Regions from separate parts of the Mus musculus genome. Here region 2 is linked to region 1. A link is a loop called in an ENCODE intact Hi-C map of the cell type or tissue named here. Cell type or tissue: gastrocnemius. All regions are shown on one strand. Each heading gives the region's core, and the rest is flanking DNA. Links, peaks and the distances in the headings are about the cores only. Region 1 has its middle 51 kb from the start of Gm26228. Region 2 has its middle 10 kb from the start of 4930503F20Rik.

What was found. Peaks named below come from ENCODE experiments on the same cell type or tissue, not always from the same donor. Only the 100,000 strongest peaks of a DNase experiment are listed, where the experiment ranks them.
Region 2: it touches region 1 in a loop (2.0-fold over the local background); 2 of 42 quality-filtered maps call a loop at or near these places.

Annotation. Positions count from the first base shown.
Region 1 is chr14:33,691,600-33,699,928 of GRCm38, reverse strand. No RefSeq gene overlaps it. Among named protein-coding and RNA genes, the nearest start is that of Gm26228, 51 kb to the right of the region's middle. In gastrocnemius, for the core only: CTCF peaks have their summits at 4,349 (motif pointing left) and 8,082; DNase peaks (open chromatin) are centred at 4,337, 5,594 and 8,039; H3K27ac peaks cover 36 bases.
Region 2 is chr14:33,817,333-33,825,661 of GRCm38, reverse strand. No RefSeq gene overlaps it. Among named protein-coding and RNA genes, the nearest start is that of 4930503F20Rik, 10 kb to the right of the region's middle. In gastrocnemius, for the core only: no CTCF peak of the experiment used is centred there; DNase peaks (open chromatin) are centred at 954, 1,142 and 4,902; H3K27ac peaks cover 810 bases.

The DNA.
Region 1 (8,329 bases), core at 297-8,296:
TGGAGGTTGCCTGGATCCTGGAGCGCTCTCTGTCGTATGACCAAGGCTGAAGCCTGGGCTCAGAAAGATCTGATGCCCTGCTGCTGAGGCCACTAGCCACCCGCTGGCAATGGCTCTCTTCTCTTACACACTGCTGCCTCTGGAAAGCTAGAATCTTTCTCGGGACACAGGGCAGAATCCATTGTCACATCAAGCCTCTAAGAACCAGACGTGCTCAGCCTAGAGACCTTCTAGCCCTATTTATTCAAGGCCAGTGGGACTCTGCATGGGGAGAGATGTGGGAACAAGCCCCACTGGCCTTCACTAAGGCCTTCTTAGACGATCTTTAACAAAACAGCTCTCTGAGTCTATTTTAGCTTGTTCACATTATTTTCAGGGTTGGTTTAAACATATACATTTTATTCAGGGTGAACCAAGGGTTATATAGTTTTAGGGGAAGGTGTGAGAATATCCAGGAAGGGAAAAGGTCATTGGCTGAAGAATAGGGTACCGAGATGCCTCATTAGCACGGGGAGGGGATCAGAGAGCTGGGTACCAACCAACTGCTTGTGAGCACCTGGTTGGGGTCACCTAGCTCCATGCTCAGAGGCAGGCATGAATACAGGGAAGGAGCCACTTTCTGCTCCTTCCAGGGCTCTGAGCATGTTCTATTTCACCAGTTCCTCACTAGTTCTTCTTGTGGCAAGGTCCACATGCTCTACAGGAAACAACTGAAGGGAGGAAAGACTTGGTTTTTAGTTCCTGGGTTGAGAGAGGTTCAGTTTATCCTGATCAGGGAGGAAGGCATGGCGAAGCAGGCCAGTTGATGGCATCAGGAGAGTGTAAAAGAGCCCATTCGTATTACCACAGCCCCGGAAGCTGAGGAAGGTGCAAGAACCAAGGATGGGGATGACACTCAAGGCCCACGCCCTAGTAACCAGTTTCTTCCAGCTAAACACCCCCTAAAAAGGCTCCACAGCCTCCCAAAACTGGTTTGCTGTGGTGCCTAAGAGAAAGCTTGAGAGACATTCCAAAGACAAGCCACATCTGTGACACAACACTACCTTTTCTTTCTGCCCCCTTTCTCTTTGCTGTCTCCACACTCATCTTTGACTTATTCCTCTCCTCTCTTTTTTCTCTCCCTGTCATAGTGTCTTAGTTAGGGTTTCTATTGATGTGATGAAACACCATGACCAAGACTAACTTAGGGAGCAAAGGGTTTACTTTATTTCCACATCACAGTTCATCATCTAAGGAAGTTAGGACAGGGACTTAAACAGGCCAGGAACATGGAGGCAGGGGCTGAAGCAGAGGCAACAGATGCATGCTATTTGCAGCTTGCCCTTCATCTTTCCAAGACCATGAGCCCAGGTACGGCACTTCCCACAGTAAGCTAGACCCTCACACATCAATCGAGTAAATACTCCAAAGGCTTGCCTATAGGCCCATCTAGTAGGAGCACTTTCTCAATTTAGGTTTCTTCTTTCTAAATGACTCTTGTTTATATCAAGTTGACAGTAAACTAGCACGCACACATAGTTAACTTCAGCTGTCAACTTGACACAATTAGAGTCACCTGGGAAGAGGACGCCTCAACTGAAGAATTGCCTCCATCAGATTGACCTGGAAGCCTACCCATAGGACATTTTCTTGATTGCTAATTGATGGAACAGAGTCCAGACCACTGTGGGCAATCCATGCCCAATGGGCCTGAGTTGTACAGAAAAGCTAGCTGCGTAAGCTAGAAGGAGCAAGGCAGTAAGCAGACTTCCTCCATGATTTCTACTTGAGTTCCTGCTTAATGTCCGTGCCATGACTTCTACCAGTGATGCATTACAGCCGGGAAACATGAACCAAATCTACCCTTTCTTCCCCAAGTTGCTTCTGGTCACGGTGTTTATAACAGCAACAGTCAGAAGACCAGAGCAATTCTCTTCTACATTTCTTTTCAACCAGGACCCCTGCCTTGACACAGCTGTGCCCAAGGCCTTCTGGGAGCTTGTCTCAGCTCCTCTTTATCCCACCTTACCTAGCTCTAGCCCCATGCTTGCTCTCATCCTGCCCCACCCCCAGGCTTCACCCCGACCTCACTGAGCCACGCTATGCCTGCTCCCTCCACTTGGAGATGTAGAATCCCACCATGCTCCTGCTCTTGGGTAGCTAATGTCACTCTGTAGTGTGGGTCTATCTCAGGCAGGCTCAGGAATCCTATTTCTCCATCCCCTTTCCTCTCCATATGGGTGGAAAGAGATGTGGGTGGTGAAGTCTACGCTGTCCTTTCCGCATAAGAAAGCAGCAGGGGCATATACGAAGCATCCCTATCCACAGCACTGCTCCCAAAGCTACCTGTCCAAACTCTGTGACGCAGTGGCTTGGGGATGGGGAAAATCCTTCTCTCCTTAATTCATAAATTAGTCAGAAGACTAATGGCACTGGGTGCTTGTCAACATCTTCCTCTTGGACAAGAGGCCAAAGTGAAAGCTCACAGGTACGTTACAGTCATGGAAAAGGTCCAAGGAATGAGAGCAAAGTTCTGTGCCATTTACAGGGACTTGATCCCCTAGGAGCTCAGAGAGACCCAGGAAGGAAGCATTGTGGTAGAAGGGAGAGCTGCAGGGCACAGTAGGTTTGCAGGACTCTCACAGGCTCCCCAAAGCAGCGTTCTCCTCTTGTGTGCTGCCAGAACCTCCAAATTTCAAGACAAACTGCAGATCTAGATTTTTTTCCCGATGAAAATGTCAAAACACAATCCAAAGGGTTTTTTGTTTTTTTTTTTTGAGAAGCACTCTGCAAGCCAAATCAAACATACCGACAGAACAAATATGGCCTGTTAACCATGGTTATGACCTCTCTGCTGTATCCCCAACATCCATCCTGACCCAGGACCTCCTGGGAGCTGGCAAGAGACTCCCTGCTTCCCACACACGGCTCTCCAGTCCCACCACAGTCCTGGGGCCCAGCCCTCCCAAGAGCTGTCTCAACACTCAGATGACCCTCACTGTGTGTAGACTCCAGGCCAGTCAGCTTGCTCTTAACCCGCTCTGCAAAGCTGGTTATAAACAAGTTAGATGTCAGGTGGTGTCCAAAGTAGCCCTTGAAGAACAGGCTGCTGTTAGAGTATTTGCTTGTTCTCTGGCCCGTAGTCTTCCGTCACAGGAGAGCCTCACACACAGCTACGCTGTGTCTCATCTCAGGCAGCCAGGGACATCATCAGGACACATCTCATCCCCATGGCCTAGGGAGCTAGGGAGCTCTCTGTGGGCTGACTCCTCAGATGATCAGGGGCGGGGTGTCTGGGAGGGTAATCAGCTATGTGAGCTTGGAAGGAGCTTAAGCCCCGTGGGCCTCAGTTCTTTACCTATAAAACAGAAAGCCTACCTCTAAAATTAGATGTTATAGAAATCCCTCACCTGAAGGCCCCGAAACAAAGAGAGTAGTAGTGGCTGGTACCACTGATCCCTGTGGCAGAGGATGGCCTACATTTAGCCCTCTTGGTTACCTGTGGTGCAGAGATCACCTTTTGTCTTCCCCCCAGTGTACCGTGGCTATGTCACAGATAGATACAAAGCTTCAGGGACAGTAACTACTGAGCAAATATGGAGCTATGACTCCATGCCTTGCAGCCGTCCTGGCGTGATGCTCCCCTGGCTGAGACCCCCCCTTTGCCTTTCTCTAACTCCCCTGTCCTTGGGTTGGCTTGCTTTCACTCAGAGTCTGCTGTTGGCTCTGAGGCCCAGCATGTGCAGACCCAAGGCCGGCTAGTCACTGAACCTGCAAGGAAGGGAGGGTCTGGTCCCTCAGCTACTCATCTTGGCCTTAAAACAGCTCTCTTCACACATCACAAGTTCACTCCTGTGAGCGACATCCCTGGACAGAGGTGAAGCAGCTCTTGTGGGCTCCTGTGTCATCCTGGGCATTCTGAGGGCTATGGTGCTTGTCTTTTAGGCCATCATAAATTTTTGTTCCTATTTCTCTCCCAAAATCCACAGACTTCTATGGGACCTTGAAGAGACCGAGCTGGGGGTGCCCTTCCTGTTATGATGAATCCTGGGCTTGGGCTGGAACCCCTTCTTTTTTTCTTGCTTTTTTTTCACATCCAGCTCTGGACTGTGCATGACTTTCACAGGGCCAAGCAGAACTGAGGGGGTCCAAGAGTCCTGGCTGTTCCCTTACCCCCCACTGTGTGACATCCTGTGGTATTATTAGAACAGGAGGTGATGAGGTGAAGACGGTTTGTCAGCTAGGACCCGGGCTAGATTACCCTCTAAACCATGCCAGAGGTGGGCCCACACTCAAAAAAATGCACAAATGTGAATTCCAGCTGTAGAAGGGCATCCCGGCCCTCTCAGAGGCACACTGCCCTCTGCTGGTCTTGCTGAGAATGCAGCGCCACCGGGGCTCTGCTGCAAGGACCTGAATGGAGAGGGAGAATCAGATGGGGGTGTATGTGCACACATCACTTCCTCTCCCCCTCCCCCCCCGATTACTCATGCCACAGTGACATGTCTCCTGGAGATCAGCCCCTCAAAGTGTTGGCATTTCTAACAAATCAGTCGCATAGTTAGCCCATAGATACATGAGTACCTGTGGTGTAATCACAGGGCTGCAAACCGCCTTGTCCGGAGAGCCTCTGACTTCCATGTCTTGTGTTCAGTTTGTCAGAGTCCTATCACATCTAATGTCCCCTACCTCTATGCAACTTGTGTTTGCTCCTCTTTCCAGGACATGTGGCCAGGGTCCTTATCAAGTACTGACCTCTGTTCTCTCCTGCACCCACCAACCCTGCTGGCACTCAGTTCTTACCCACACAGCTTGCACAGGCCAAAATCCAGGGGTCTCTGATAAAGGAAGACTCATAGTTCCTTGAAATAAGACCTTATCTATAAGTCTCGGCTGTAATAGTAGAGACATACCTGAACATGAACTTGTTTTGGAAGGGTAGCAGCTGGCTAAGCCAAGATGACAGCAAACAGGGGGAGGATTTTCTGTCACCAGGAGCCATCAGAGGTAAGAAATGGCATCAACTCCCTGACATTCCTCTCCCAGACAAACTACTCCACCCACCCCAGTAGTAGTGAACCCTAGATACACCATGCAGCATCTGCGTCAGAGGCAGCCCATTGGACACACACACACACACACACACACACACACACACACACACACACACACGCCTGTGCCTCAAGCCTTTGGACACTCACTTGCTCCCTGATCCCTTTCCTACTAAACAGGGATCCCTGAGGTGCCTCCTAGAATACTCACACATCAAGAAGTATTCCTTCCCTCCCCTACCATTTCCAGAGCCCAATCTCATGCAGGTTCTTGGGGTTCTGTCTGAAAGAAAATACACAGAGAGAATACATCCTTTGCCTGGTCTCCAGAGGGAGCCTTTCAAAAGAGTTACATTCACATGGATAGCTTTGGTTCTCTGGAGGGCAGTGACTGGCCACCAGGGCTATGCGTCCTGTGGGGTGAGACTGGGCAGCCAGCAAGCTGTTGTTCATGCTCCACAGTAAAGCCAGGCAGGCCCTTCCTCCATTGGAGGAGGTAGCAGCCAAACAAGGGGCCTGGGATACAGAGCCCTAATGGCCCATTTAAGTAGCTCCCCTCATGCAGAAGTTTCCCACATGACCTTCTAGCCAGGGCCCCAGGCATTCTCGCCTCCACAGCAACTACAGCCTCCTCTGCTTGGCATTCTGTCCAGTCAGGGCATGAAGGAGGCTCAAAGGGAGGGAGGAGGAGGGCAGCAGAGGAGGCTGGGCTTTACTGGCTGAGACCTTTCCTGTGAGAACTGTTAGCCCTCTCTGTCTGGTTCTGCCCCTTTGCGATACCCAGAGAAGACCAGGACCTACATCAGGTGGGGGACTCCTCAGCTAACTCCAATTCACCACACTTCTTCCAGGATGCTGCATGACGCCCGTGACAGCAGCTTCAATCCCTTAAACTCTCCTTGCTCACCTGAGTTCAAATGACTGACATGTCTAAAGAGAGAGAGGATTCATACACTAACTCATACGTGGCGTTGGCCACTGTGGCCATTTGCCTAGACTTGAGCTTCCTGGATCTGGCTATGTGAGGCCCACCAAGCTCTGCTGAGCCTTGAGCTACCATCACCCATGTCTTCTACACAATGCAGGCTCTTTGCACGAGTACCTCGTCCATTGATGGTTTAAGCATAGATTTAACCAACCATGAGTAGAAAAGAGTTGGAAAACACAACTATATACTGAGCGAGCACATGATTTTTGTCTTCCATAAACCACTACCTAAAAGACACACACATAATATTTGCATTGTATTTAGTAAAAGAAGTCTCATCTAGAGATGATTAATTATACAGGAGGGAACACAATCACTAGCTAATATAACGCCATGTAAGGCACTCACTATCTGAAGTCTGCTGTCTGTAGGGAGGGCTGGGCTCTAACCAGGCCTCTGGCTCTTCCCCCAAAGAGTCCTGAGGGCAGAGGTCCTGCATCTGTCCAGCTTCTAGTCCACCTTAGCACTCCATCCTGTCCCTGTAGCCTTCCAACATTGTCCTCTGTCCATGACATAACCTTGTCTTCTGTCACATGCTGCTCATAGGTCAGAAGCCCTGAGCCCCTAGACGTTTCAAACGTCTGTGCCTGCCATGGTCATTGGAACCTTTGTGCACATGACAGCTTCCAAGACCTTTGAGCCTAAGCATAGTCCCATCCATACCTGATCCATGTCGGTGAGGTCAAACAGCAGGCTTCCCTCTTACTCTGTGATCTTACTCTACTCCTGCTTGATTTCCTGTTCTCATCCCAGCTCCTTACTGGAGGCAGTGCTGAGAGCTGGACTAGAGTTTGCATTGACTTACAACGTACTCTTTTGGTGTTTTCTGCCCAGTGTGAGCTTAGATGGTTGCCTGAAGACCATCTGAGCCTTTTGAAACTAGATTCCCAGGTGGCCAAGAGAAGAAGAATGGGAAGAAGATGTGAGGGTTGATTCACAGTGGCCAGCAGCCACTGTCTTCCACGTTGGAAGCCTGAGACCAGTCAGGCAGGCTTCAATGAGATCCTCTGCAAACAGGAATTGGAAGTGTTCTCCACAGGCTCATGTTTGAACATTGGTCTCTAGCTGGTGGCACTATCTTGAGAGGCTGGGAAAACTTTGGGGGAAAGAGGTAGGTTGCTAGATGAGCCTTCACATCATTACAATTCCTGCCCTGCACTCTGCATTCTGGCTCCCTGCATGTCTTCTACAACAAGGTTGTACTTCCTCATCCTTTTGAAAAACTTCTGCCAACTGGGTAACAACTATCCAAAATATGAGCCTATGGGGCCGTTCTCATTTAAGCTACCATATGTGGTCACAGTGATGTGAAAGTAATCAACATACCCATACTCTTGTGGATAGGCCAAATAACAAAAGAGAGCATCACCAGTGGACAGACATAATGGGGACACCTGCTGGGATCTCTAGATCCTACATCCTTGACCCACAGAAAGCACAGAAAGTCTCATCCACTGTATATGGAAATGTAAATAGCTACTTCAATTTCTTCCTGAATATAAGAACTTCAAAATACATCTCAATAGCACAGAATAGCTTGTGTGGGCCATTTCCCTAGTATCAAACATTTGGGCCACACAGGAACAGTACTTCCAAATCACACAAGGAGACACAGATTCTAAATCAACAAGTCAGCCCTCCTTGGTGGGTATGCTTAGTTGTATCATTTCTACAGTACACAGTGGTACCCATAGGATCTGGAGCTCTGGGAAGGATGGAAGGATGTGTCTCGACATCTTCTGGGCCCTGGGAATGTGAGGGCCTCCCTGCCTTTCCTCAAGGCAAAAGTGTCCTGTGAGAACCTGGTATATAGTGGCTGTCCAGAAAAAGCTGGTAGGTGTTCATCCACTGAGGAATGCTGAGGTCCCCAGACCCCTGGTAGACACAATTCCTCTGTAAGAGGCTACAGCCCTGTGGAGCATGTGTGTGTCTGTCTCGCTGAGGGAGGGGATTGTGTTGGGACAACTGGAAGCCTCTTTTCATTCCTCTGCCAAATGGGCCCCTTGCCAGGACTATGATCCAGGGCATCCTTGCCAAGTTTCCAGGCTCCTGTCATGCTGCACTTCTGCCCTGGGGCAGGATGGGGGAGCCCTGTTCTGTCTCACTTCTTCTGAGACAAATCAAACTGAAGAGAGTTGGCTCACGTCAAGGATCAAGACTCTTCTTTGCACACACTTCTGGGAAGGGGATGAATTCTTGTGGATCTTTTCCATGAGATTCTGGCGGAGGGCTCTGGAGGGACCTATCACTAATTCCTAGGGGGAAATACAACACAGAGGAGCACAATACCAGTCACAACAGGCTCCAACAC
Region 2 (8,329 bases), core at 82-8,081, 130 kb before region 1:
GAGATATAGATAAAGCAAAGAAAGAAACGAGAGGAGTGTATTTTAGGAAGAATTGAGTACTGTGCCAGGGAGGAGGGACAGAGGGACAGAGCATCCAATTACTTTGGGGTCATGCTGAGTTTGAGACTCCAGATGGATAGCTGCCTGCTGGTTTCTGGGCCTGTATGAAAGGTTGGGGCTGAAATGATGACTTTTAGAACCAATTGCTTGCCCATGATCACCTAGGGGCAGGTATGAGTCAGCCCACTGTCATCCACACACTCCAGTTATACCAGGAAGAGGGGGGATAAAGGCCAGGTGGTAAAAGAAAGAGGACTCCCCGAGCTCTTCGCAATGAGTGTTTGCAAAGGATGAGTGATAGGCCACCCCCCCCGAAAAAAATTGTTGCTGAAAAGTTAAGTCAAATGAGGATAAAGCATGAATCAGCGCCAGGATGGCTCATGCCCGTACGTCTAGCTGGGAAGCTGAACAGGGAAGCTTGGGATACATAGGGAGATCTGGGCTGCACAGACGCTGATTCAAAAACAGTTCTGGATTCAACGAGGTGATAAGAAAGGTTTAAAGAGTGGACAAGGAGCTGGAACCAGACAGAGGGGACAGTTTCCTCTTTGATCTTTCACAGAACCGTACTGGACTTTAATAAACATGCGTCTGGATAGCCTACACCTGAAATAATCCACGAATCTTAAAATGAAAATGTTCAGCCACAGGGCCTGAACATCAAGACCAGTAATCCCTCTTGAGAGGGTGCCCTCTGGGTTCATTTCCACCCAGGAAGGGTCATGTCCCTCTGATTGCCCAGCGTCCCCACACAACTCAGACGTGTGTAACAGTTCAGGTTGCGCAGAGGCTGCTTGCTGCACACAGCCAGAGCTCTTGTTCCAGAACACAGCGAGGCGCCAGGGCAAGTCAGGCTCGGGCACAGATATTTATTGATCTTGATTCACTCGATCCAAGAAAAGCTTGGCCACAGAGACTCCCGTTCAGTCACGCGGATATGGGGGTTGGGCACCAGCAAGAGAGAAGGAAATAGAATTTGAAGAAATCTGCCCTTAAGAAACTAACTCCTTGTGAACCTGGTGTCTGTGAGCCCGAGCATGCAATAGGGAAATGCTCTGTTGATCTTCAGAGGCAGTGGTGAATAGGGGCTCTGTTAGCAGCTGGCAGCCTCCCCTAGCAAGGCAGGCCAGTGAGAGGGAGGGAGCCCCAGCCTGTGAGGAAGTAGGCTTTCCTCCTGCAGCAGCAGGAGAGGGGTGGTGGGGGAAAGCCCTTACTTGTTTTAATGTGTTTGTTTTTGTTTGTGACAAATGATCTCACCAGAAAGGCCAGTTTGAACTCCAACTCTCTATTCCCCTGCCTCGGTCACCCAAGTTTGAGAATCGTAGGTGTGTGCTACTAAGCCCAACTGGACATATATGTTTATGTCGAACTGGTCTTCATTTTCTCTCTGGCCTGTTCCAGCTGGCAGCCAGAAAATGGGGTTCATGGGTGAACCTGACTTTGTTTTTATATACTTGGCCACAAAGACATCACCATCAGAAGAAAAGTGAAGACAGTCTGTCTTTATTTTATTCAGGAAGAAAAAGGTTAGCTTCTGAGAAACCAGCTGGCATTGCCTGATGGTTTGCAACATTCCTTCATTGCCTCTGGTGTTCTGCTTTGCAGACAGGAAATCAAGGGAAATGACTCAACCAAGTCCATGCTGTGACTGACAGACACATGTCCTCAAGTAAATAGCGCCTCTGATATTCCCCAAACTTGATGATGCTTGCAGTCCCACAGGGATTTCTGTCCTTGACAGTGGACTTATGATAACATAGAATGTAAAGTGTCCGCTGCCTAAGAGTGGAGTATCCTAGCTGCCCGGAGATGACATACCAGTTAGTCACTTTTCTCTTTTTTCTGTGGCCAAATTTCTGGAAAGAAGCAACTTAAGGGAGGAAGGATTTATTCTGGCTCATGGTTTGAGAGCGTACAGTCCATTATAACCATGAAGGAAGGCTTGGAAGGAAGGGAGGAAGGAAGGGAGAGAGGAAGGGAGGGAGGGAGGGAGGGAGGGAGGGAGGGAGGGAGGAAGGAAGGAAGGAAGGGTGGGCAGCTCCTTGGTGGCAGGAGGATACATGGTCTGCTCAGGGAAACAAGCTAGACCAGAGGTAGGGCTGGCTGAGCACCCTCAGAGCTTATGTCTACAGCTATGTGGCCACTAAAATTAGACATTGTGCCTCCGAGGTTCAGCAACCTCCTAAACCAGCATCATCCATGGTGGACCAGGTGGTTATACGAGCCTGGGGCAGGGGAGGGGGCATATTTCCCACTCAAACCACAGCAGATGGTCTGTCCTGTTTGGCTCTCATGGTGAGGAGATTCCCACTAGAGTTGACAGTGGGGACATCTGTGCCTTTCTCATAGCTACACTGGTCCCAGAACTCACCATTCCTTCTCACTGGTGATCCCCACTTCTTGAAGCTGCATGGTGCACGTCAGTACACATGCTGTGGTGCCTGATACGTTCACATTGGTCATCCTTGTCATAAGCCCCTTTTATCCAGTTGTGGCAGCCAAGGCCCAGAGAGAGTCAGCAACCTGCCTTACATCACATGACTGAGACATAAACCGTGGACTCGGGGACCTCGGGATCACATGTTAATGCCTTTTCCTTGATCCACACACGTCTACTGCACAAGTTCTAAAGACCTTACCTGGACTCCCTTTAAATGGACCCCAATCACTAAGTTGCAAAGTAGAGCCCCCAGAGGGTGTGGTCTGTCACCTGCCAGTGGAGACCTGCTCATCACTCACACAGCACCATTTATAATTTTTTTTTACCTCCCCCATCACTGGATTTGAAGATACTGGATTTGTTGTTGTTTTATTTTGTTGTTTTTGAGACAGGGTCTCGCTGTGTAGCTCTGGTTGTCTTGTAACTCACTGTGTAGACCAGTCACCTGCCTCTGCCTCCCTGGCACTGAGACTAATGGCAAGTGTCAAAACCACCCAGCAAAGATGCTGGTTTGTCAACAGGTACACCTGGTTTGTCAGTATTCATGCTACGGAGGCAGAAACAGATAGAGATTTGACTAAGTTCACTTACTCTCTAAATGGTAGATTCAAGGGGTAGATCCTTCTGGATTCCCAAACTGCCAGGCTTGCTGTATACTTGCTCTCTGCCCTGCCAGCCCCATGACAGGAAGCGGAATGGTTCCCAGCACCTTGAATTCTGATTTGCTGATGCGCACTCTTCTTTCTCCACACAGATAGCTGTGCGTGGATCTGTTCCAAAGCCAAAGGGAGGCTCTGAGTAGACCCTGAGCAGCACCTTTTATACTTTTGCTGGAGTCTTCCAACACGAAAGAGGGATATATAGTCTGCTGTATCCTCCTGGCAGCCTTTGTCCCCTCCCACTTTCTGTCCCAAGTATGTGGCTCTTCAGAAAGACTGTTTCCTTCCCTTCTTCTTGGCTACTGATGTTAAGTTAAAATGGGCTGGATTCTGATCCCCAAGAATGTCCCCTGCTCTAACCCTTAGGGGATATTATGTGCTGACAGCTAGGAAGCTAATTGTATCTGTTAGCACCAGGAACTGCTCTCCTCTTTCCCTCTCGCCCTCGACCCCCCACAGCACCTCCAAACCAGAAGGCAAAAATTAATGGTTCTATGCTCAAAGTTCATTTCAACCACCCCACAAAGACAATGGCAATGGATTTTCTGGGGTGCTGGATTCTGTTCTAGTATTGTTGAGCTCTGAGGAAAGGGTCAAATCGAGACTGGAGATGTTGAACTCACTCCCACCCCATGACATTTTTCCCCCTATTTTGAGACCTAGAGCCTTGGCAGAGATGAGAGAGCCTTCTAAATGGCCCCTCCACTCAACCTGGTTCCAGTGCTCCAGACCTAATCTGACCCTCCGAAGACGCCAGTACACTTACTCTTGGCACAGCCCAGCTTCCTCCTGCAATATAAATGAAAGCATAGAAGGCTTGTAAAGTTGACTCCAAATGGATCATGTGTATCTACAAACTCTTAAAACCCAGCATTTGGATGAGCTGCTTGGAGATGGATCAGTAACACATGGAGCATATTTTCTCTAAACTGCGCGTGGGCCTCTGAAACCGAGGGGAAGGAGCCTGGCTGCTCCGTTTGGGAGCTTGGGATCTCCGAACAATTGAAGTGTCAGCACATGTTCCCTAGGCAGAAGAGTCTTTGGCCCATTCCCTCAGACTCTCATTTCTCTCCCTGGGAGACCCGTTAGGGGAGAAAGGAAATGAGGAATTGATGGGGAGGGGAAAGGGTGTGCAGAGGGTCTGCAGAAGGTAGACTACCAACTTGGGGATTGCAGTCATGTGGACAAACGGAGAGTCTGGGAGGAAGCTCAAACTGTCTCAAAATCGGTATCTGCACCAGGATCTTTTGGCTTGTCTCTCAATGATTCAGGCAGTGTTCCTTCTGGGCTGGCCATGGATCTTGCAAATGAGTACGCACATCATGTAGAAACTATTTGTGTCCCGGAGTGGCCAGAGCACGTATGGGTGATTGGAGCCATGCGGACATTTCCGTGAGGCCTGGTAATATGTAAGCTGTGCTGCCACGAACCGTTGCTCGCCTGGTGTCTGACTCATGACATGCTCTTTTCCACCTGCTTACTTAACATGATGTCTGTTGGCTAAGTTCTGAGCTGAGGTCCACAAATGGTACTTTGAGATCAACTCAACTTTTGACACGTGGCCAAAATAAGATCCCACATGTTTAAGGTTAATGACCATCTGGTGTCTAAAAGGCCAGGAGGACCGAGGATGTGTGGGAAGCACACTGAAGATAATCTCTGATGACTTTACAGATCTATCCAAGAGCTCATAGCTCCTCACTGACATCTGACGGTGGTGTGACTCACCCCGATGTGCAGCCATCTGTCCAAATGTCCATCTATGACTGGACACTGAGTTCCCTCACAATCTGGTTCTTTTTGTTGCTGGATGGGAAGCAGTGTGGTTGGCAGGATGGCACTAGACAAGTCTGGGCTTCCAAAGCTGGGAGAGTCACTGTGTCTTGTCCTTCGCTACGGTGGCTTCAAAAGGTTCCATTTGCTTTACCAGTTTCCTGGGTTAGAGGTCTGGGTTTATTCACTTCCTGTGAACTTGCAGATTTCAAAGTCAGAGTTCTCACTTTCTCACAGTACATAACTGCAGCAGGAAGGCTACTCTGTACTCAGAGTGTCATGAAACTTATGCCAAGTCACCCTTTTCTGGGCCCTTATCTCAGGAAGCGTCTAAGAGAAGACACACCTGTCTGGGATGTTATGGGGAGGGATGTAGGTTTTAAATGGGAAGCTGGAGAGTGAGAGGTGGACTCCAGTCTACTCTCCAGCTCTGCAGCACAGATTGCTGCCCGGTAGAGCTTCAGAAAGGAGAAAACAAATCATCCGACCAGGGGCATCTTCGCACGTAAGAGGGATGCAAACTCAGAGTAGCCCCAATGTGCACTGCTATTGGTGGAGGTGCAGGGAAGGGCCATTCTTAAACGTATGTATTGCTGTACTTTGAAGTTTATAGTGAATGTCCAGTCCTTTGTTAACAAGGCAAAAGGGACTTAAAATAACACACATACAGGCAGAGTTTGGAATAGATGGCTGTGCCCTGGGAGATTTGATTCAGGTCAGCAAAGGCTTAGGGAAAGAGGATGTTGGTAGTGAAGGAGAAGGGTTGTCAAGCAGGTTGGAGGCGAGCACTTCATCATTGGTTAGAGTGTGTGGGTCCCCATGAAGAGACAGGACTGCACAGCCTGGATGCTAATGTCAACTCTGGGTGGTTGGCATACTCAAGCAGGCAGAGCAGGAAGGAAAGAAAAAGAGGTTAAGCCTGGTCTACAAAGTGAGTTCCAGGACAGCCAGGGCTACACAGAGAAACCCTGTCTCGAAACCCCTCCCCCCCAAAAGGGATTAAAGCTTGATCCTGGCAGTTACGTGGCAGCTTCAGTTTCTAACCAGAAGGTTTTACCAAAAGGCAATCAAGCCAGGGGCTGCTCTGTGCTCGTTTTAGAATTTTAGATTTTGTTTAGGGATACAGAAGATGCTTGGGGGCTGCAAGGCTGGAATCAGCAGACACATTCAGTCTGGACTTACTTTCAACCTGGTTAAAGAAGCCAACGGGAGGTATAGGGCTTGCTGATGATCTGTATGAGGAACAACTGTAGTGTGGAGGCCCCAAGTAGCATCTGTACTCCTTTAAAGCCCCTCCGAGCCTCATCTCTCCACTGTGGAGAAGGTGCCCAGCAGGGTCTCATCAGACCATCAATCTTCATTAAGTTTATCATTGTCTTGAAGAGAGCGGGCAGGGTATGGAAAAGCTGCCTGATGGAAGGCTATGACCCTAGACTGTTTGGAAAGCAAAGCTAATTGACCATAGGAAAATCAAACAGAAACCATCACTGGTGTTTCAGCTCCTGAGTGCTGGGCACATCTCTTGGTCATGCTTCAACCTCATGGCCAACAATGGAGATGCCAGGAGGCATTTGCTGACTCTTCCGGGCAGTGGAAAGACACAGAGACAGGGCAGATGTCTCTTCATTAGCATGTGCTCTCACACACGCTGCACTGGAAGAGAGGGCAGTTAGAGGGACACAGATGGAGTTTGCAGTACGTGAGACCCTCCCTTCTTCGTTCAGCACAGAACTATTTCATTTGTTTAATTGAGGTATAATTGATAAATTAAATGTATATATTTAAGGTATACAATGCAGTAATATACAACTCAACGTTTTGTGAAGTACCTTCTGAGGTAATGCCCAAAACAAACTGATTAGCCTCACTGTCATTTCATATAACACTTTTTATTCCTGTTCCTTGCATCCTAACCATGGAGCTTATACAATTCTAAGTCAATTGCTTGGGTTTATATCCCTTTTATTAGTTAGTTTATTAGTCACTATAATGGCTATTCCTGATTGTCAACGTGACTACATCTGGAATGAACTACAATCCCCAAATGGAGGGCTCACCTGTGATCCAGATCTTGAGGCTGGAAGATGCAGGCTTCAGATTGAGATCTTGTCATGGAGGTCTCAAGGCACAGTGGCCATGAAAAGCTTAGGCCCAGGCAAGGTAGTGCACATCTTTAATCCCAAGAGACTGAGGCAAAGAGATCCCTGAGTTCAAGGTCAGCCTGGGACAAAGCAAGTTCCAGGTCCAGGTGTGGTGGTACACACCTTTAATCTGGGCTACACCTTCTGCTGGAGGCCTACAGAAGGATATCGGAAGAAGGAAGGCACTCTGCCTGTTTACACTTAATTGCCAGCACATCTGTTGGAACCTACTTCTTCAGGACCCCAGTTTATACAGAAGACCAGCTGAAACAACTAGCCTCGTGGGACTGAGCAACTACTAGATTTTTCTATTTCCCATTTGCAGCTGCCCATTGTTGGGTTACTTGGACTACATACAGGCTGTAAGTCTTTACAATAAATTCCCTTAATATATTGAGACATTCCATGCATTCTGTAACTCTAGAGAACCCTGACTAGTACAGTCACTTTGGTAAATCTCTGTTGGAAGACCCTGTTATTAAGGGATCGGTCCATCATGTTCAGACAGCTCTCCGAGCTTGGAGTAAATGGAGGACTCTCTCTTTCTCCAGGGCTTCCTCCTCTCTGCCTGATCTTATCTGGAGAGTGTCTCTAAGCACAGGTGCCTGACCTTATCTAGAGGATGACCCTGCACAGAGCTTCCTGCATGTGCTCATAGTTCAGCCTATAAACCCTTCCCGCCATATGATCAGTAGGTACTGTGTTATGACCGATCAGCCCTTTCCCTCTGTAACCTCCCCCAAACCTCTGGGAGATCAGACCAACTCCATCTTGAGTTCAGGCTCCATCTTAGAGAAGCTGACCTGAGTTAAACACCAGACCTGTTACCTAACATTAGTCTCCAGGTCACTTCCTAACAATTGGGAAGAAAACAGAAGTTACAGTTGTACCTGAGGATCTTTACTTATGAAAGTTTACCGTTTGGCTCTCTGTACCAGCCAATCACTTTAAAGGGCAACAAATCTCATAATACCCCCCCCCCATCAGATGCGTGCCAAGCTGGATGCCCCTCTGTTTGTTTACTTGCCTCTATAAATGCTTGCTTGAAACTGGGTTTGGGGGCTTCACTCTCCTGTCCTGCTGTGTCGGTGACAACAGTGCGGTTGAGCTTTAATAAAAACCCTTGAGTGATTGCCTTGCAGTTGGCTCGTGGATGGTCTTGTGGAGTTCATGAAATGAACACATCTCTGAGAAAAGTCACATAGCCTATGGCCAGATTACAGGTTCAACTTCCTCTCTCTTAATAAGAACCTGCC